Regions from separate parts of the Homo sapiens genome. Here all the other regions are linked to region 2. A link is a loop called in an ENCODE intact Hi-C map of the cell type or tissue named here. Cell type or tissue: CD4-positive, alpha-beta T cell. All regions are shown on one strand. Links, peaks and the distances in the headings refer to the core of each region. The heading gives the core; the rest is flanking DNA. Region 1 has its middle 21 kb from the start of VDAC1. Region 2 has its middle 63 kb from the start of PPP2CA-DT. Region 3 overlaps FSTL4 (follistatin like 4).

Region 1 (5,990 bases), core at 1-5,000, 260 kb after region 2:
AGATGGGCACCCACTTCTGTTTGCCTAGGACTAAGAGGTTCCCTAGGATGTGGGACTTTCAGTGTGAAAACTGGAACTGTCCTAGACAAACCAGAACGATTGGTCACCCTACTGCTGCTAGGAGGGCTCAGTTCCACCCAACATGGGCCTCTTCCAGGGCTGCTTGAGTGTCCTTATGACATGGCCGCCATCTTTTCCTAGGATGAGGGATCCAGGAGAGTGCTGTGGTCCACATTCAAGGACAGGGGAATTAGCAACTGCCTTCTGAAGGGAGGATTGTCAAAGAATATGTGGACATATTTTAAACCTTCCATACTGTCCCATCTGATTGGGCAGATGATACAGGGCCTAGGAATCTGTACTTGGCTGAGGGATCAATGATCCCTGATGTACAGTCACATTTGCCTACCAGTGGTTTGGCTGGCCGCAAGGTCCCTTCCCACTGTGAAATGACGGTCATCCCACCTACCTCAGGAGGCATTCACGGGAGGGAAGGAGGAGGAAGAGCAATGCCAGGCCAGAGGAATTAGTGAGCTGAGCATTGTTAGATGACTGGATGTTCCCTCCCACAGAAGAAATGAACAACAGTTAGAGAACCATTTAGAAAATCCTCAGTGCAATGAAACATTGAACACTGTTATAAATGATGATCACCAAGCCTACATAGCAACATGGAAGAAAAAACTCACAATACAAAATACACACTCAGGGCAGGGTGCAGTGGCTCACACCTGTAATCCCAGCACTTTGGGAGGCCAAGGCAGGCGAATCACCTGAGGTCAGGAGTTCGAGACCAGCCTGGCCAACATGGTGAAACCCTGTCCCTACTAAAAAGACAAAAATTAGCCAGGCATGGTGGCGGGTCCCTGTACTCCCAGCTACTTGGGAGGTGGGGGCAGGAGAATTGCTTGAACCTGGAAGGTGGAGGTTGCAGTGAGCCGAGATGGCACCACTGCACTCCAGCCTGGGCAACAGAGTGAGACTCTGTCTCTAAATAAATAAATAAATAAATATATAAATGTATACACACACTCAAAGGATGGCTAAAATGCTATAGAAATACCTGGACATGGCCAGGCACAGTGGCTCATGCCTGTAATCTCAGCACTTTGGGAGGCCAAGGCAGGCAGATCACCTGAGGTCAGGAGTTTGAGAGCAGCCTGGTCAACATGGTGAAACCCTGTCTGTACTAAAAATACAAAAATTAGCAGGGTATGGTGGTGGGCGCCTGTAATCCCAGCTACTTGGGAGACTGAGGCAGGAGAATCGCTTGAACCTGAGAGGCGGAGGTTGCAGTGAGCCGAGATCACACCACTGCACTCCAGCCCGGGTGACAAGAGCGAGACTCCATCTCAAAAAAAAAAAAAAAAAAAAGTAGGCAAGATCTGGAAATGAATTTATTATACCAAAAATAACAGAGTTGCAGTCATGGTAGGTGGGCAGGGAGAAGATCACGGGTAATTGAAACAAATGAAAGTTAGTGTTGGTTGTGTTGTCTTTTCAATTAATGTGGGTGGCTCGTTCTTCAGACCTTAGCTCAGCAGTCACCTTTTCAGAGGCTTTTCCAATCTTCTTTGTTTAAGTTGGTCCCCTCTGTATTATTCTGTGTCTCAGTCCCTTTTTTGTCCCACCCTGGCACTTGTCACATTTGCAAATACTTTGTCTCTCCCTGCAGCCTGAGCTGCTGGAAGGAAGGCAGGGAGGGGCTGTCGCTCTCTTGTCCCCCATGTTCTCTCCAGGGCCCGGCACAGCGCCTGCACACCTTGCTGCTCGGGAACTGGTCATGAAGCAGTGGGTCTGAGGGAGACCTGCAGGTGAAGGAGGCAACGGGAGCCCCTCTCATGGCTGCTGATGGGGCGGGAGAGGGAGGAGGGCTGGGATCATCCTATCCAGGGGCCCCTGATCCAGGGACGTCTCAGCACTTTGCAGGCCATTGACTCTTGAGAATCTGATTGAATCAGTGTTTCTCAACCTCATCACTGTTGATATCCTGGGCTAGACATTTCTTTATAGGGCGGGGTTGGGGCCTGTCCTGTGTAAGATGCTTAGCATCACCCCTGGCCACCACCTGGCAGGTGCCAGTAGCAACACCTCTTCCCCAAAGCTGTGAAGTTAAAAACATCTCCAGATATTGTCAAATGCCCCTGGGAGTCCAGGGCCAGGTTGCCCTTGGAACTGGGTCAGAAAACCAGCCTAACGCTCTAGTGGGAATGAAATCTTTGCAGCTCAGGCTTAGAAGCATTTCTTCAGCAGCCTCAGTTTCCACATCTGTAAATGAGGGAATCTGATGCCAGTTTCACACAGGGGAAAATCTGTCTTGAGAATTTACCTTTGTGCAGATCCATGCAGGCTTGGGGTGACGGGCTTGGAGAGTGCTGCCACTTGTTGGTGAGTAGGTGGGAGTGCACCCATGGCTCATTAAGCTCCAGTCCACAGGGAGGCAACTTGCCTGCCAGGTGGAATGCAGCTGGCTTGGCTGGTAAAGCCCTGGCTCTAAGACTGGGCCAGGGAAGCCGCAAATAAGGCCAGCTAGGGTGTGTGGCAGCCAGGGGAGTCAGTGGGGATGGGACATTTTTCTATCATTTTGATCAAATGTTTAGTGTTTTTTTTTTTTTTTTTTTTTTTCTGAGACGGAGTCTCGCTCTGTCACCCAGGCTGGAGTGCAGTGGCGTGATCTTGGCTCACTGCAAGCTCCACCTCCCGGGTTCACGCCATTCTCCTGCCTCAGCCTCCCGAGTAGCTGAGACTACAGGCGCCCGCCACCACGCCTGGCTAATTTTTTGTATTTTCAGTAGAGACAGGGTTTCACCGTGTTAGACGGTTAGCCAGGATGGTCTTGATCTTCTGACCTCGTGATCTGCCCACCTCGGCCTCCCAAAGTGCTGGGATTACAGGCGTGAGCCACCACACCCAGCCATTTAGTGATGTTTAAAAAAAGTTGGGCCAACTTTGTTTATTTCCCTCTCCCTTTTCCTGCAGATGCAGAGATCCCTCTCCCTTAGAATCTCTCTAATTCAGGGCTTGGATGTTCGGATTTGCATGAGGGCAGGGAGTGTGAGGGTTGGAATCATGTCTAGCTGCTTGCCCGGCAATGACTCCCCGTGGCCAGACTGGTGGTGATTCCAGGCAACTCCCTCCCCCAGGCCAGGCTCGGTGGAAAAGGCAGAAGGTTGGCACTGCCCATGGCAATCCAAACTCACATCTTTCCCTAAACCTGCCCCTCCTCCAACCCAGTAGAGGCTGGGCCAGACCCTGAGTTCCACAGCTAGAAACATCACCTCCATTTGGGAGGCTGAGGTGGGAGGATCGCTTGAGGCCAGGAGTTCAAGACCAGCCTAGGTAAAATAGTGAGACCCTATTTCTATGAAAAAAAATGAAAAGAAACTTAGCTGGGCATGGTGGTGTGCACCTGTAGTCCCAGCTAGTCGGGAGGCTGAGGTGGGAGGATTGCTTGAGCCCAGGAGTTTGAGGTTGCAGTGAGCAGAGATTGCGCCACTGCACTCCAGCCTGGGTGACAGAGTGAGAACTCAAATAAAAATAAATAAATAAATAAGAGAGAGGGAGAGAGGGAAACATCACCTCCATCACTGAATCCTACTGGCTCTACTTCCTAAATAAGTCCAATTCATCCATTTCCCCCACCCCTACTGCTGCCCTCACCTCAATTTGAGCCTCTGATATGGTCTAGATATTTGTCCCTTCCGAATCTTATGTTGACGTGCGAGTCCCAGTGTTGGAGGTGGGGCCTGGTGGGAGGTGTTTGACTCATGGGGGTGAACCTCTTATGAATGATGAATGGCTTGGTGCCCTCCCTATGGTAAAGAGTTATCATGAGATCTGATTGCTTAAAAGAGACCACAACCTCCTCCCAACCCCATGCTCCCTCTTTCGCCATGTGACGTGCCTGGTCCCCCTTCACCTTCTGCCATGAGTGGAAGCTTCCTGAGGGCCATGCCAGAAGCAGATGCTGGCATCATGCTTCCTGTACTGCCTGCAGACTGTGAGCCAATTAAAGATCTTTTCTTTATAAATTGCCCACCCTCAGGTATTTCTTTATGGCAACACCAAAATGGACTAACACAGCCTCCCTCATCCCACGCCTGGGACAGGGCAGTGGCTTGGCTTCACCATGCTGCTCCATGTGGTGTTGGCTGGGGCCATGCATGTGGCTGCCTTCAGCTGGGAGCTTGGCCAGGGCTGGAATCTTCTAGATGGCTTCACTCACGTGTATGGTAGCTCAGCTGGCTAGGGGGTAGGGGAGTGGGTGCAGAGGCAGCTGAGCCTCTCTCTCCAGCAGAATAATTGGACTTCTTACTACCAGTGTGGGTCTGGGCTATAAGAGCAGAGAACAGAATCTACCTGGCTTCTAAGGTCCAGGCCTAGCACTGGCACAGTGTTCCTGCAACCACATTCCACTGGTTAGAGCAAGCTCTGAGGGCAGCACAGCTGCCCAGTGAAATGTGAGGTGAGTAGACTCCAGCTCTTAAAAAATTTTTATTTTGCTGCAGTCATTTTATTTATTTACTCTTTTTTTTTTTTTAAGTTTCTATCTCTTGATGAGAGAAGTGGTTGGGAGGAATTAGCCAGGTTTTTTTTTTTTTCTTTTTTTTTTTGAGACAGGGTCTCACTCTCTCGCCCAGGCTGGAGTGCAGTGGTGCAAGCTCGGCTCACTGCAACCTCTGCCTCCTAGGTTCAAGCAATTCTCCTGCTTCGGCCTCCCAAGTAGCTGGGACTACAGGTGCCCACCACCACACCTGGCTAATTTTTGTATTTTTTGGTAGAGACAGGGTTTCACCATGTTGACCAGGCTGCTCTCAAACTCCTGACCTCAAGTGACTGCCCTCCTCGGCCTCCCAAAATGCTGGGATTATAGGTGTGAGTGACCGCACCCGGCCTGGCCACCAGTTTTGCAGGCAATCCACCATGCCCACCTTCTTCAAGTCAGGTCAGGGCTCTCCATGAAATACTTGCTCACTTCATTCTTTTTTTTTTTCCTCTGGAGATGGAGTCTTCCTCTGTTGCCTAGGCTGGAGTGCAGTGGCATGATCTCAGCTCACTGCAACCTCTGCCTCCTGGTTCAAGCCATTCTCCTGCCTCAGTCTGCTGAGTAGCTGGGATTACAGGTGTGCATCACCATGCCTGGCTAATTTTTTTTTTTTTTTTGTATTTTTAGTGGAGATGGGGTTTCGCCATGTTGGCCAGGCTGGTCTCAAACTCCTGACCTCAGGTGATCTGCCTACCTTGCCCTCCCAAAGTGCTGGGATTACAGGCATGAGCCACTGTGCCCAGCCCACTTCATTAATTTCTGCTTATAAGTCACCTCTTTGGAGAGGCCTTCCGTGACAGTCTTGAGTAGCCCTCATCCCTTATGCCCACTCTGCCTTATCAACACTTGCCATCATACTCTTTTTGCTGTCAGTCTTGCCCCCTAGACAGTAAGTGCCAAGAGGGGAGGAACCACATTTATTTTGTGCATTCCTGAGTCTCCAACACCTAGAAGAGGGCCTGGCCCATGGTAGGAGCTCAATAAATATTTGTTGAATGAATGAATGTTCCGAAGAACGTTTCTTCCAAAGCACTTATCAAAATCCATAATTACATATTTATTTATCTGCCATGGAGAGGGGGCCCAGAAGAGGGTTGTCTTTTTTTTTTTTTTTTACTTTAAGTTCTGGGATACATGTGCAGAACATGTAGGTTTGTTACATAGGTATACGTGTGCCATGGTGGTTTGCTGCACCTATCAACATGTCATCCAGGTTTTAAGCCCGGTATGCATTAGGTATTTGTCCTAATGCTCTCCCTCCCCTTGCCCCCCGACAGACCCCAGTGTGTGATGTTCCCCTCCCTGTGTCCATGTGTTCCTATTGTTCAACTCCCACTTATGAGTGAGAACATTCGGTGTTTGGTTTTCTGTTCCTGTGTTAGTTTGCTGAGAATGATGGCTTCCACCTTCATCCATGTCCCTGCAAAGGACATGAACTCATTCT
Region 2 (7,233 bases), core at 1,070-6,069:
CCTGACATTGGGAGTTTGAGACCAGCCTGACCAACATGGAGAAACCCCGTGCCTACTAAAAATACAAAATTAGCTGGGCGTGGTGGCGCATGCCTGTAATCTCAGCTACCTGGGAGGCTGAGGCAGGAGAACTGCTTGAACCTGGGAGGCAGAGGTTGTGGTGAGCCAAGATCATGCCATTGCACTCCAGCCTGGGCAAAAAGAGTGAAACTCCGTCTCAAAAAAAAAAAAAAAAAAAAAAAAAAAAAAAAAAAGAAATTGGCAGTGAGGCCAACAGGGCCTGGAGTTTTCACTGTGAAAGGATCTTAATATACAAATTTAATTTCCTTACATTTATTTAATAGAGATATTCAGATTTTCTTTTCTTCCTTGTATCCATTTGTTTGCTTCTTTCAAGGAATAGATTCATCCCAACTAAGTTGCTGGTTGTATTGACATAAAATTGTTTAATATTTTCCTTTGTTATCATTTTTAAGTTGGTGGATCTATGGTGATGTTCCCTTTATCATTCCTGTTATTGATAATTTGTGTTTTCTCTCTTCCTTTTTTTTATTAGTAAGTCTAGATAGAGGTTTATCAACTTTGCTAATCTTTTCAAAGAACTGCTTTTTGTTTTATTATTTCTATTGTTTGTTTTCTATTTTATTGAGTTATGTTCTTATATTTATTATTTCTTCTTTCTATTTATTTTGGTTTTAATTTGCTCTTCTTTTTCTAGCTTCTGAAGGTGGAGGCTGCGGTCATTGATTTGAGACCTTTCTTTTCTAATATGAGCATTTAAAACTTTAAATTTCCTTTTATAGCTGCTTCCTACAAATTTAAATGTTGTTATCCTATCATCAGTGAAAGTATTTCCCAACTTTCTTTTTTATTTTTTATTTGATCCATTTATTTAGAAATCTGTTTTTAATTACCATCTATTTGGAGGTGTTCCAAATATCTTTCTGTTACTGATTTTTAATTCAATTTCAATGTGGTCAGAGAATATACTCTATATTATGTTAATCCTTCTAAATCCATTGATTCTTGTTTAATATCCTAGCATATGGTCTATCTTAGTGAATATTTGTGCTTGAGAAGAATGTATATTCTGCTGAAAATGGGTGTAGCATTCCATAAATGTCAATTAGGTCAAGTTGGTTGATGGTGCATTTAAATATCATATCTTTACTGATTTTCAGTTTACTTTTTGAATCAATTGCTGAGGGAAGACTGTTGAAATCCTCAATTATAATCGTGGATTTGTCTGTTGCTCTTTTCATCAGTTGCTTTATGTATTTTGAAGCTCTATTATTAGCTGCATATATATTTAGAGCTATAATATTCCTGATAAAATTCACCCTTACCTGTTATCACATGCCTGAAAACAGTTGTTTTATATATTTTATACAGTTTTATTATTATTTAAGGTAAAGCTGATACGTGTTACTCCAACATGGCTATCACTAGAAGCTCAGTTAAAGAGTTCCTTTTTTTTTTTTTTGAGATGGAGTCTTGCTCTGTCACCCAGGCTGGAGTGCAATGGCATGATCTTGGCTCACTGCAACCTCTGCCTCCCAGGTTCAAGCGATTCTCCTGTCTCAGCCTCCCAAGTAGCTGAGATTACAGGTGTACGCCACCATGCCCAGCTACTTTTGTATTTTTAGTAGAGACGAGGTTTCACCATATTGGCCAGGCTCGTCTCGAACTCCTGACCTCAGGTGATCTATCTGCCTGCCTCAGCCTCCCAGAGTGCTGGGATTACAGGCGTAAGCCACTGTCCCCAGCCTGGTTAGTTTCTCTTAATAATAGTTTGATGAATCTGTAAACAATGGGAAAGCAAGAGATATGATGTTTCGTAGTTCACACATTTGGGTTCACTTCTTAGACCTCTTCTCTTTTTTGTCTATACTCCCCAGGTAATTTTATCCAGACACATAACCTTGAATACCATTTATATGCTGATGATTCTGAAATCTCTCCTTCCAGCCTGGACTTCACCCACAAACTCCAAACTCAGATTTCCAATTACCCATTCAACAGCTATATTAAAATATATAATAGGTATCTCAAACTTAACATATCCAAAATTAAAGTCCTGATCTCTTCCTCACTCCATATGCTTCCTTGAGTGTTTTCTGCATGTTAGTTAAGGGTAACTCCATTCTTCTAATTGCTCAAGAGAAAAATCTTGGAGTAATCCTCAACTCCTCTCTTTTTCTTATACCCTACATCATCCTTTCAGCTCTATTTTCAAAATATTTCCAGGATTTGACCACCTTATACCCCTTCACTGCTATTCACAACATCTCTTGTCTGGATTTTGTAGAAGTCTCCTAACTGATCTCCTGCCTTCACCTCTGTTCAACCTTCAGTTTCTTGTTCTTCAGTTTCTTCAGTTTCAATGCACTGCCTGGGTGTTCTTAATAAAACTTAAGTCAGATTGTGTGTGGTGGCTCACACTTATAATCCCAACACTTTGGGAGGCTGAGGTAAGAGGATCCCTTGAGGCCAGGAGTTTGAGATCAGCCTGGGCAATATAGCAAGACCCCATCTCTACAAAAAAATTAAAAAAAAAAACTTAAATCAGATGATGTCATTGCTCTGCCCAAAACCCTCATGGCTTCCCACTTCACTCAGAGTAAAAGCCACAGACATCACAATAACTTACACAGCCCTACACAGTATGCCTCTCCCCTTCTTTGACACCATTGATTATTTTCCTCCCTATTGCTCATTCTGTTCCAGGCCCACTGGCCCCTTTGCAATTCCTGCAGCACAATGGTTATGCTTCTGCCTTAGAAACTTTGCTCTTGCTGTTTCCTTTGCCTAGAAAATCTCTTTCCTCATGCATCTACACGATTTCTTTCTTCACCTCCTTCCAGTTCAAGACAAACCCTTTTTTTTTTTTTTTTTTTTTTTTTGAGACAGAGTCTCACTCTGTCACCAGTCTGTAGTACAGTGGCGCAATCTCGGCTCACTGCAACTTCCCGACTCCCTGGTTCAAGAGATTCTCCTGCCTCAGTCTCCCGAGTACCTGGGATTACAGGCATGTGCCACCATGCCCAGCTAATTTTTGTATTTTTAGTAGAGATGGGGTTTCACCATGTTGGCCAGGAGGGTCTTGATTTCTTGACCTTGTGATTTGCCTGCCTCAGCCTCCCAAAGTGCTGGGATTACGGGTGTGAGCCACTGCGCCTGGCCAAGGCAAAGTTTTAACGTCTTGTTCACTGCTGTATTCTCCATGCTTAGAACAATGCATAACATATATTGGCACACATTAACATTTGCTCTGTGACGAATGAATGGATTTATTAAGCACTCCACATAGTAAGTCACTTGAGGAAAAAAAACAGAAGAATGAAATATAATTTTACCGGTGGGGTAGAATATGCACTGTGTATCATGTTAGTATTAATTTCATTTTCTGGATAACAGTACTTTGTATTGATTGTTTCCAGTAGCTGTTACATGGTCTGTATGCCCCTCTTGCTCAAGAGAGTGAGGATGATCCTGAAATTCTCTTCGAAGTCAGATTATCATAGTCTCCTCCAGAGGGAGCCCACAGTCCAGCATTTTCAAGAGCTGGAGTCACCCTCTGACCCTAACAGAGGACAAGCCATTTGGTCTCCTGTTGGACGAACTAATGTATGAAGATGGGGTGCTAATACAGCTGTGCTTTTTGGTCTAAATCCCCTAGATGAGAAATGCAACAAAAGTGCAAGCTAGGAATTTGGTTTCCTCCAAAGTCTCAGGACATTTCAAACCAAGACCTAGATTATACACATTTCAGGCAACATTTACTCTTGGGCATCTCTGAGTAATTTCTTTGTGGCTACTCATTATTACATTGAACAGTATTATTATAATGTTAAAAGCATCTGATGCCTCATGAAATTACTTTAACAACAGGATTTATTATATAATAATTCTGCCATCAATATTGTTGGATTCCTTGGATTGTTGTTGAGTTTGGAAAATTGGTTTCTTTAATTTCTCTCTATTCTTCAAACAGAAAATGTGATGGTATCAGAATATTTATTGAAAGTGTACCTGCAAACTCCTGGGGATTTTTTCTTTTCTTTTTCTTTCCTTTTTTTTTTTTTTTTTTTTTATGAGACAGGGTCTTGCTCTGCTGTCTAGGCTGAACTACAGTAACATGATCATAACTTACTGCAGCCTCAAATTCCTGGGCTCAAGCAATCCTCTTGCCTCAGCCTCCTGAATAGTTGGGAGTACAGGTGTTCACCACCATGCTGGGCTCATTTTTAAATTTTTCATACAGACAGGGCCTCACTATATTGGCCAGGCTGGTTCTTTAAAAAAAAAAAAAGTTTATTGAACAAACATTCCATTTTTATTTAAAGTCACATATTATGAGAGTCCAGATTAGTATCAGATTACCTGAGTTAGAAGGCAGATGCTTTTATCACCTCTTCATTGGAAACCTGTTTGGTGCTTTGCTGCCTCAGTTTTCCCAGCTGGATAATGGGGACAAAATAGCTTATCCTAGAGATATTGTGAGGACTCAAGGTTTAACACACACAGGACACAGTGGGTTTGTAGTGATGAAATTTAGTAGTTCACTGGGTCTCTGTGTCTTCTTCAAGGATGAAGAATTATGGTCTTTAAGTTTTGTTATGCGAGTTATCTGAGTTTATCCTGACTTAATTCCCTTTGGGAATAAATTAGGTCTGAAAGTGTCCTCTACTCTTGTTGCATACTGCCTGTGAAACTCCTAGGGTATCTGTGCACTGGTCACCATTTATTTAGACATAAAGTTGGCATGAGTTATCTGTTCTGCAGGCATAAAGTGTTTCATTAAATACAAGAAAAAACATGGCATTTACAGTTTTAAAAGAGAGCTGTATAATGTGTCCGCTATTGTGGTTTGGAAGAAAATTAATCTCTGGAGACCCAGTTAGAGTTGTACCATGTCAAAAAAGAGATACTAGTACTGTAATTCTTTTCCACCCTGAGAAAAGCAAGTTTAGCTCAACACTTTCCAACTTTTATCATTTGGGGTTACATTGGATTTTCTCAGAGTTTTTGAGTGTTAGTGGAGTTTTAAAAGTAAAGTTACAGGCCAGGCTTGGTGGCTCATGCCTATAATCCCAGCACTTTGGGAGGCCAAGGCGGGCAGATCACCTGAGGTCAGGAGTTCGAGACCACCCTGACCAACATGGAGAAACCCCATCTGTACTAAAAATACAAAATTAGCTGGGTGTGGTGGCACATGTCTGTAATCCCAGCTACTCGGGAGGCTGAGGCAGGAGAATCACTTGAACCTGGGAGGCAGAGGTTGTGGTGAGCTGAGATTGCACCATTGCACTCTAGCCTGGGCAACAAGGGTGAAACGCCATTTCAAAAAAAAAAAAAAAAGTAAAGTTACAAACATAGCTGTGGTAAGGTGTCGAGAAGATGAGTTACTGGTTAATTTAGGCAGATCCAGGTTTTATGGAAGCTGATACTTTTAAATGAGGGCTCTTTTTGAGGAGGAAACACAAAATTTCAAAGGCAAAATTAGAAGGGCTGTTTCCATGGCTTTGGGTGCAGCCTGTGCAAGTGAGGGACTACATTGGCTTTCAATAAATATGCCTCTGCTGATAGGATTGCTCCTATTTGGTTCTCCATAGCCACCAAAACTCATGCAAACAAGTAGGTTATGGCAATGGCAGTGGCAGGGGCAGCTGAATTGGCAATCAATTGGCTAGGTCTTGAAATCTGTTGGGTAGCATCCATGTGATGATTGGGAGTCTTGGCTCTAAGTCCTTTGACCACGTGAAGTTGTCATAAGTGAAAGGGGATACAACTGGTTGCTCAGTGGGTTGCTGCTGTGTGGCACTCATTACCTTTCCTTTGGAAGAAGGAACACAGAATAGAGTCACAAGGATAGGGAACACTCTCTTGTGTTTAACACCCCTTGAAGAATAAAATTAAAATTCGATCCATTAAATAATTGAGTCAGGGTTCTGTTTTCACCAGAGTAATAAAAACTTGCTTTTGATGGGCACCAGTTATCACCTAATTGTCAAATTCAGTGACTTTTAAAAAATCCTTATTTTTCCTGATCTTTGTGTCACATTTCACACTATGAATCATCTTTTCCTCCTCAAAGCGCGCCTTCTTTTTTGTCACATGTCATCATTTTCTTCTTAATTCTAAGTGCTTTTCTGTTCTACTGATAATTTTTCTTCCTACCTGTTTCCCTGGCAGTTCTTAAGGCCTCCACTCTTCCCTGTTCCTTGAGAGAAGTATGTTACTCTTATAGCTTGGCTACCACCTCTGAGGGTATTTCTCCAAAATTTGTAGTTCTTCCACAGACATTTACCTGAAGCTACAGTCTCTATATGTTTGCTAAATGTTTCCACTTTATCATTTTGCTGTTTCTTCAGCCTTACTGATAGGGTTTGGCTGTGTCCCCACACAAATCTCATCTTGAATTCCCACGTGTTGTAGGAGGGACCTGGTGGGAGGTAATTGAATCATGGGGGCAGGTCTTTCCTGTGCTGTTCTCATAATAGTAAGTCTCATGAGATCTGATGGTTATTACAAGGGGGAGTTTTCCTGCACAAGCTCCCTCTCTTTTTGCATGCTGCCATCCATGTAAGACATGACTTGCTGTTCCTTGCCTTCCACCATGATTGTGAAGCCTCCCCAGCCATGTGGAACTGTAAGTCTAATAAACCTCTTTCTTTTGTAAATTGTCCCGTCTCAGGTACGTCTTTATCAGCGGCATGAAGACAGACCAATACAGTGAATTGGTACCAGTAGAGTGGGGCATTGCTGAAAAGATACCCAAAAATGTGGAAGCAACTTTGGAACTGGGTAACAGGCAGAGGTTTGAACAGTTTGGAGAGCTCAGAAGAAGACAGGAAAATGTGGGAAAGTTTGGAACTTTCTAGAGACTTGTTGAATGGCTTTGACCAGAAGCTTGATCATGATATGGACAATAAAATCCAAGCTGAGGTGGTCTCAGATAGAGATGAGGAACTTGTTGGGAACTGGAGCAAAGGTGACTCTTGTTATGTTTTAGCAAAGAGATTGGCAGCATTTTGCCCCTGCACTAGAGATTGTGGAACTTTGAACTTGAGAGAGGTGATTTAGGGTAACTGGTGGAAGAAATTTCTTTTTGTTGTTGTTGTTTTTTTTCTTTTTTGAGACAGTCTCACTCTATAACCAGTCTGGAGTGCAGTGGCATGATCTTGGCTCACTGCAACCTGTGCCTACTGGGTTCAAGTGATTCTCCTGCCT
Region 3 (7,233 bases), core at 890-5,889, 870 kb after region 2:
GGGTTCTGGATTGCAGTAGCAGTGGTGTTTGCTAAACTAAAGAAGGGAACTGGAGCTTCTATCAGTGCATTATTAAAGCAGAACTGGCTGACTGTCTCCCTGGGAAATAACAGGACTGAGGCTTGTGCCTCCAGCCAGAGATTGCTCCTCCATAGCCCCCATTGCCACCGCTTCTACTACTTTTGCCTCCACTCCCCAGCCACCCAGTGATCCACCCTGCCAGAATGCACAATGCCGGCATTGATCATTCCCCAACCCACGGTACAGTTCAGTTTCCTCTGCTGCTAATTGGCCATGAGAGCTCCGTTATGAGGGATCAGAATTGTTAGTCTCTTCCTAATGATCTCTGTCTGGAGACCAACTTCATGACATTCTCCAATTAGGGAGTGCGGAGGGGGCAGGGCAGCGCTATTCATCTGCCCAGAACCCCCATGAAGTGACATGGGCTCATTATGCAGGAGACCCAAGCCACTGGTCCTGCGGGTCAGCACAGCCCAGGAGAGCCACGGAGGCAGGTCTCCCCCTCTCACCTCCCCAGACTCCCGGCTATCCTTTGCTCCCTGTGTCCTCCCTTCATGGCAAAGACTTTCCTTTGGTCAGGCTTGAAGGACAACACTCTGTCTTCTGCTAGCACACTCTGTGCTTTAAAAATTCCTAACTGGGAAAGATGACTTCTTTTGAGATCAAAGGCACACTCTCAGGGATGTTGGGGCAATGAGGAAGGTGAAAGCTACAGAGGAAGTCAAGACTGGTCCACTTCCAGCTCCCCATATGTGGAAGAAGAGAAGACCAAGGCCAAGAGAGAAGGGTCTTGCTCAGGGGGGGTCCCCAGCACTTAGACAGGAAGACTAGAGCCCCCCACGTCATTCCTGCTTCCCTTCTCCTCACCCTAACTTCAAATGCAGGCTCTTTATCCTATGTCCCTGTTCTCCCTTTGGACCCAGCCAGCTTCTGGATTTCTTCCGCCACTTGGCTTATCGTGCAGTGGACAAACCACACGGCTACACTTGACAGCCAGAAACTGGATCATAAGCTTTGAGGGCAGGATCCATATCTCCCTTATTCTCTGCTGTGTCCCAGGACCTAGCATCTCACCCACAGTAGGAACACAGAATTATTCAATGAGTGAATTAATTAATTAATGCTTTAACTTTAAAGTTCAAATGTAGAGTTTCAGAGAGGAACCCAGAAGGGCTATTCAAAGAAATGAATATCCAACAGTGGAAATTCAGATATTACAGAGTCTTGGGAGGTCAGTTGGGCATTAATTCTTTCCTCACAAGAGTCTGCTAATTACTTTTCCAGGTTTTCTGCTGAACAATTTGAACTCACATTCGACATAGCTTTCCCTTTTGTCTCTTTCTTAATATCTCAGCACAACTCCTGCTGTGGGGCATTGTTAAACCTCAGGCCTGGAGGGTTTGGCGATGCGCGGTTAACAGCTTTGCCACCTGGGGATGGCATTATCTCTGCCAGCCTCTAGCTGACTTGCTCTGGGTCTCCTGCTGGGAGACAAGACCAGGCTGGGACAGGCCATTCAAACAGCTTGAGAGCAGCTCTTAAGACAAACCTCGGACTTAGCTAAGGTACCTTTTTTTTTAGGTCACTTTGAAGAAATCTTAATGTTAAAAAGATTTACAAACTAAAAACTTTATAATAAAGTGTTGTCAAAAATCTGTAACAAAATCTACATCAAGTCCTTATGGTGTCTGGAACATAATAAATGTGCAATACATGTGAGCCCGTAGATCTTTTCTATCAATACTCACTTGAAATAGATTAATCCACAGTCTAATAGTTAGACCCAGTCTGATGCGCATAAGAAATGTTGCTATATCTTTTGTTTTGTTTTTACAGATTTTCTTTTGATTAGGTTATCTATTTGATGGGAAGGGAGGAAAGGCCTAGCATTTTCTGCACCCACTGTGCACCAGGAACCATGCTAAGTGCCTTACATTTCACTATGGCATGTGCTTCTCTCTATGGGCTTCAGGGAAAGGCTTATTCTCCCATTTTCCAGATGGGAGAATTAGACTCAAGATCTCAAGATCGTTAGACTCCAAAGCCAGTACTCTCTCCTTTACGTGGTATTTAGAAGTGAGCCCAGCTATGGGAATGCTGCCTAGTGACCACATGGTCACTGCCAGCTTCCCTGTCCAGACCAGCCTTCCCTTGGCCTGAGATGTGCCATAGTGCCTCTCAGAGGACACCATCACGTATTCCTGTAGTGCTTGAGTGTCACCAACCTGGAGACGCCGTGGGACAGCACAACCAGGGAAGTCGTAGAGAACCCAGGTGCCCCTGGACATTCTAAAGACCATCATCTGAGAGACTGCTCGGAAATGCAAAGCTCACAAAACATGTCATTTCCTGTCTCTAAGGTATTGAATACAAATATCATCTCCTTTTATCTCCCATCTCCAAAACAGTCCCCTCGGGTTGTGTCTCTCTCAAGTGCTCTGTAAACTTCCCAAATTGTCAGCCGGTCCCAGGAGATGCTTCCATCACACTGGGTGATCATCTCATGATAACTTCCGAACTGGCCTCCTGCACTGTTCACGGGTCTGGGTGGTTACCCGCGCAGCAGAATCACTCAGCAAACGCTTGGATGTGCACTGACTTTGAACGGCTAGAAAGTTCAGGGGCACCACCTGCCTCGGAGCTGCTGCATGACTCGGGTCTGAGGTGTCCCCTGAAATCTTGGGGACAGGCACTTCTTCTGCTGGCGTCAGACAGAATGTGGTCTCCCCACAGGGAGCCCAGTCCGATTCTGCAGAGCCCGGCTCGGCCCTGCTGGTCTGCGGGTGCCCTTTGCCCTCGTGCACACAGCGACACCTGGTGGTAAGCTGGTGAACCGCCGGGACCCCAGCGCTGTTCCTCAGCTCCATGCTGGGCTCCAGCTCACGTGCGCTGTGTGCACCGAGGGACTTGTCCTGGCACGTGCACACCCAGTCTTGTGCACCACCGAGTACTCCGTTGTGACAAAGTTATACTCAGTTATGTATGTCTTCTTCCTGCTCTGTGCAGAGAGCAGTCCCGTGGCCTCAGTCATGAGTCATTTGTCTGTACTCATTCTCAGAGGGGAAGAAAATGAGCTGTTTCTAACTACGTCTATCGTCACCACCCCGATCGCCATCCTTACTGCCATCAACCACCACCATCCCTGCCGTCACCACTACCATTGCCTCCACCACCGTTAGCCATCACCACCGCCTCACCGCCATCATCCCCACCACCCCTCGATGACCACAGCCACCTTTGTGCCTTTACTACTGTCACCCCATGCACTCTGTCGCTCCTGTAGCAGGGGCTAACTCCTCACATAGCAGCAGAATTGGGCAGCCCTGCCCGCTGAGGTTCCAGGAGGGAGGCTGAGGGCCTCTTCCACAGAGAGTGCTGTGAAAGGCTCTTGGAAGGAGGGCAGGAAGGACCCAAGAGAGCAAGGCAGAGGGAGGATGGGCCTTCTCCAGCTCCTAGCTGGCAGACAGGACAGCACGAGGTACCGCCTGGATGCATTTAGGACTGAAGTTTCTGCTGATGTCAACGAATGCTGGAAATGTCCCAAGACCCCAGTTCAGGACTGCGCCTCATCCAGGTGAGCAGTGCAGAGCAGTCAAAAGGGGCCAGGAAACAAGCCGCCCATTCATTCGTGCAGTCCAAGAACAAAGCCAGCGGGCCAGCTCCAACCTGTTGTGACAGAAATACCAGGGGATCTTTTCTTTTTCTTTCCATTTCCCCCAGGCAGCAACTGTACAAATGAAACTTCAAAACTAGAGCTCGGCCGTTCAGAGCCTGCACAGCACTGACCTGTTTCTTGTTCATTTAGCCTCATTCTCTCAGAAGACAGAAAGCCTCATTCATCAGAACAATCACTTCAGCCCAGAGGGGCTTGGGTGTTGTTTCTAAGACATTACAACTTGCAGCCATAAAGGAAAAATGAAATAAACGTGGCAAGAGTTTTGAAGTGGTCTGAATGACCCAATTAAACACATATTTTCAAGTCAAACACACCTTTCCTAATGTAGAGATAGAATTGTTAAATTTCACAAATTACCATGCTCGATAATTGTCTAAGAGTAATTTGTGTAGGATGACACTGTTTTCTATTTACTCTCATTCCCTAGGTGATGTCTTCTAGTCCCATGACTTTAAAATCTTCCATTTCTACATCTCCAGGGACACCTCCCTCCTTGATTTTCCCCACTTAGACACGTAATAGCCATCCCATTCTTAAAGTAGTTAGAACAAATTCTTTGATTTTTTTTTTTCCTTCCAAACCTGGTCTTGACACGTTTTCCCCCTTTTAGTAAACGGTAAACAGCATCCTCCTCATTGTTCAGCTGCAAACCTACACAGTCCTTCTTACCCCGCCTCCTTCACTCACACTACCCTCCACTGTCTCACCAAGCCCTCCGCTCTTCCTCAGTGCCCCCCAGTCCAGGCCCGGCTCTCTTGCTCAGACCTAGGCTGCCTCCCTGCTTCTCCTTTTGCCACATTTCTGTCAATCCTCCACCCAGCAGCCAGCATGCATTTGAAAGAACATAGATCATATCGTACCACTCTCCTGCTTAAAATCCACCAGTGGCTTGTTACTACACTTAGGACACAGCCAGAGCTCCCCACCCAGCCCTGCTGCTCTGTCCCCAACTCGCCTCTAACCCCATCTTTGCCCACGTCCTTCTTCTCTCCTTCATCCCAATCATCCTTCTTGCTCTTCCTTGAAAACATCAAATTCACTCCCACCCGAGGGACTTGGCACTCGGTCTGGACTCTGATCCTCTTCAGCTTGTTCCCTCACTCCATGCTGAAAGGCTGCCTCCTCCAAGAAGCCCTCCCTGACCACCTTATCTAAATATCCCTTGTCCCTTCACTCCTCATCTCCTTTTTTAGTTTTCTTTTTCTTCATGGTACTTATCACTTCCCGCCTGTCTCCTCCACTCAAATATAAGCTCCATAAAGGCAGGGATTTTTGTATGTTTTGTTCACTGCTATATCTCTAGCACTTAGAATATGGCCTGGCACACACTCAATAGGTATCTGAATGAATGAATGAATGAATGAGTGAGCATGATGCCCACCCAAAGCAGCTTGCTGCCAATCTTTGTGTCCTATGGGCTGTCATTCAAGGTGGCGGGATGGGCTCACTTGTTATCCTCCTGAGAGCAGCACTTAGAGATCATTTCTGAAGACAGCACATAAGGCGTTGGAAATGGCTCCCCCTCCTGGACCAGCTTGCTAGTGTTACCCACCGTTAGGGCAATGGCCACCCCGTGGAATGCACACCACAAGGGCAAGCGAAGAGCTCAGCGAATGGGGAAACTCTTATCCCATATGCTCAGCTGTCGGGCCTGGGATCATGCAAGGGAAAGTATACAGACAGCAGGCAGGGGAGTCCCCCGACAGTGGCTGTAGCCAGAACTGGCCACATAATTTGTAGGACCCACTGCAGAAGGCAAATGTAGAGCCTCAGCTAGGGGTTTCCTTTGGGCCCACTGCCCAACCCTCTACAGACAGACAACATCCAACAGCTTGCAACCCCTGTACCAGGATGTGTTCAAAACCTGACTTGAAGGTGAGCAAGAGGCCCACTGTATGCACCATGGTGCTATCAGCCTGGGCAGTGACAGCCATACCCTTGCCCCGCCCTGAGATGCCTGGTGGTGTGGGCCCAACCATTGCCTCACCCATACCCACACCCAGGCCCCTGCCAGGGGTGGAGGGCAATGGCAGAATGCTCCCTCCCTCAATGTGACCAGGTCACTGTTCAAGGTTGAAGGCAGCAGCAGGGGTGAGTGGGGGAGACCACCCAGGGGATAGGGGTGAGAAGCAGGCAGCAGAGAGCCATCCTGGGATGCTGAGGAGGAGGTGAGAGTCAGGGCCACACATGAGCCGAGGCTGCAAGCCCTGGCACATTCTCCACTGTCCCGTCACCCTTCTCGTATAGAACACAAATTCAAAGAGGATCAGCAAGCATTTCAAGACAAGAACCCCAGCAGTAAGCCCCAAGCTCAAGGCCCTTCTGAGTGTGGGACCCTGTATTACTCTACAGCCATGCACCCGTGGGCCAGCCCTGGCTGCAGCCATGAACAGAGGGCCCACCAGCATGGGTGTGTGACCCTCTCCTGTGTTAGAAGCATCTCTGCAGTTTGAGCAGCTCCAGACCACACCAGGTCCCTGTTGTCCTCTTGCTCCTGCTGCTATGGTGGCACCATCATTTGAGGTCAGGGAATTTGCACAGTAGTCCCTGCCTGAGAGCCCCCTTCATCTTCAGAGCCTAGAGTGGGTCAGAGCCCCTGCCAGCCAGCCTGCACAGGTGTGAAGCCCTGGATTGCTTGTTAAGATTTGGGAGGAATAAAAGATTTCTTAAATTTCCACTTGAGATTATTTAATCACAAGTGTGGTTTGAACAAAAAGTAAAACCTGAATATGAATTATTTTAAAATTGAGGTATAATTTACATACAATTAAATGCATAGATTTTTGTCAATGATATTCAGCACATGTATATACCATCACTCAATCAAGATATAAAACATTGCTATCAACCTAGAAAATGATCTTTCTAGTCAACCCTCCCATTCACAGAGGCAAGCACTGTTCTGATTTCTAGCATCGTAGATTAGTTTTAGCTATTTTTGAATTTTATGTAAGTGGAACCATACAGTAAGGAAACTTTGTGGCTTCTTTGACTCAAACTCAATATAACACTGAGTTTTATCCATGTAGCTGGGAAAATCCATTGCTCGTTCCTGTTATTGCTAAGTAGTATTTTATTGTATGACTATATCACAGTTTGTTTTGTGATTCCTGTTAATGTACATTAGGTTCGTTTCCATTTGGGAACTACTATGAATAAAACTTCCATAAATATTTTTGTATGTGTCCTTTTGTGAGCATAGTCTTTCATTTCTCTTGGATATATACCTATGAGTGGCAAATAAGCACATAAAAAGATGTTCAAGATCATCAGTCATTAGGAAATACAGATTGAAATCACAGTGATATACCACTACGCATTTAGTAATATGCCACTAAATTTAAACAGGTTGAAAGTTAGCAGACTGACCATAGCCAGTGTTGGCAAGGATCTGGGAGAACCAGAACATTCATAATCTGCTGACGGGAATGTAAAATGGTACAACCACTTTGGAAGATGGTTTGACAGTTTCTTTAAAAAGTAAACCTTTTACTTTTACCTTATGATCCAGCCATTCTACTCTTACCTACTTACCC

Evidence for each region. A loop is a pair of places that touch in the nucleus more often than their neighbours do. Peaks named below come from ENCODE experiments on the same cell type or tissue, not always from the same donor. Only the 100,000 strongest peaks of a DNase experiment are listed, where the experiment ranks them.
Region 1: it touches region 2 in a loop (10-fold over the local background); 27 of 110 quality-filtered maps call a loop at or near these places.
Region 3: a loop joins it to region 2, with 13 times the contacts of the local background. A loop is called at or near these places in 2 of 110 quality-filtered maps.

Annotation. Positions count from the first base shown.
Region 1 is chr5:134,023,152-134,029,141 of GRCh38, reverse strand. It overlaps a transcript of VDAC1 not described here. Among named protein-coding and RNA genes, the nearest start is that of VDAC1, 21 kb to the right of the region's middle. In CD4-positive, alpha-beta T cell, for the core only: a CTCF peak has its summit at 2,364; a DNase peak (open chromatin) is centred at 2,391.
Region 2 is chr5:134,286,024-134,293,256 of GRCh38, reverse strand. It overlaps a transcript of CDKL3 not described here. Among named protein-coding and RNA genes, the nearest start is that of PPP2CA-DT, 63 kb to the right of the region's middle. In CD4-positive, alpha-beta T cell, for the core only: CTCF peaks have their summits at 3,334 and 3,536 (motif pointing right); a DNase peak (open chromatin) is centred at 3,556.
Region 3 is chr5:133,419,595-133,426,827 of GRCh38, reverse strand. All of the region lies in intron 3 of FSTL4 (follistatin like 4), which reads left to right. Among named protein-coding and RNA genes, the nearest start is that of MIR1289-2, 4.5 kb to the left of the region's middle. RefSeq lists enhancers at 2,677-2,971, 3,062-3,111. In CD4-positive, alpha-beta T cell, for the core only: CTCF peaks have their summits at 2,639 and 2,844 (motif pointing left); a DNase peak (open chromatin) is centred at 2,847.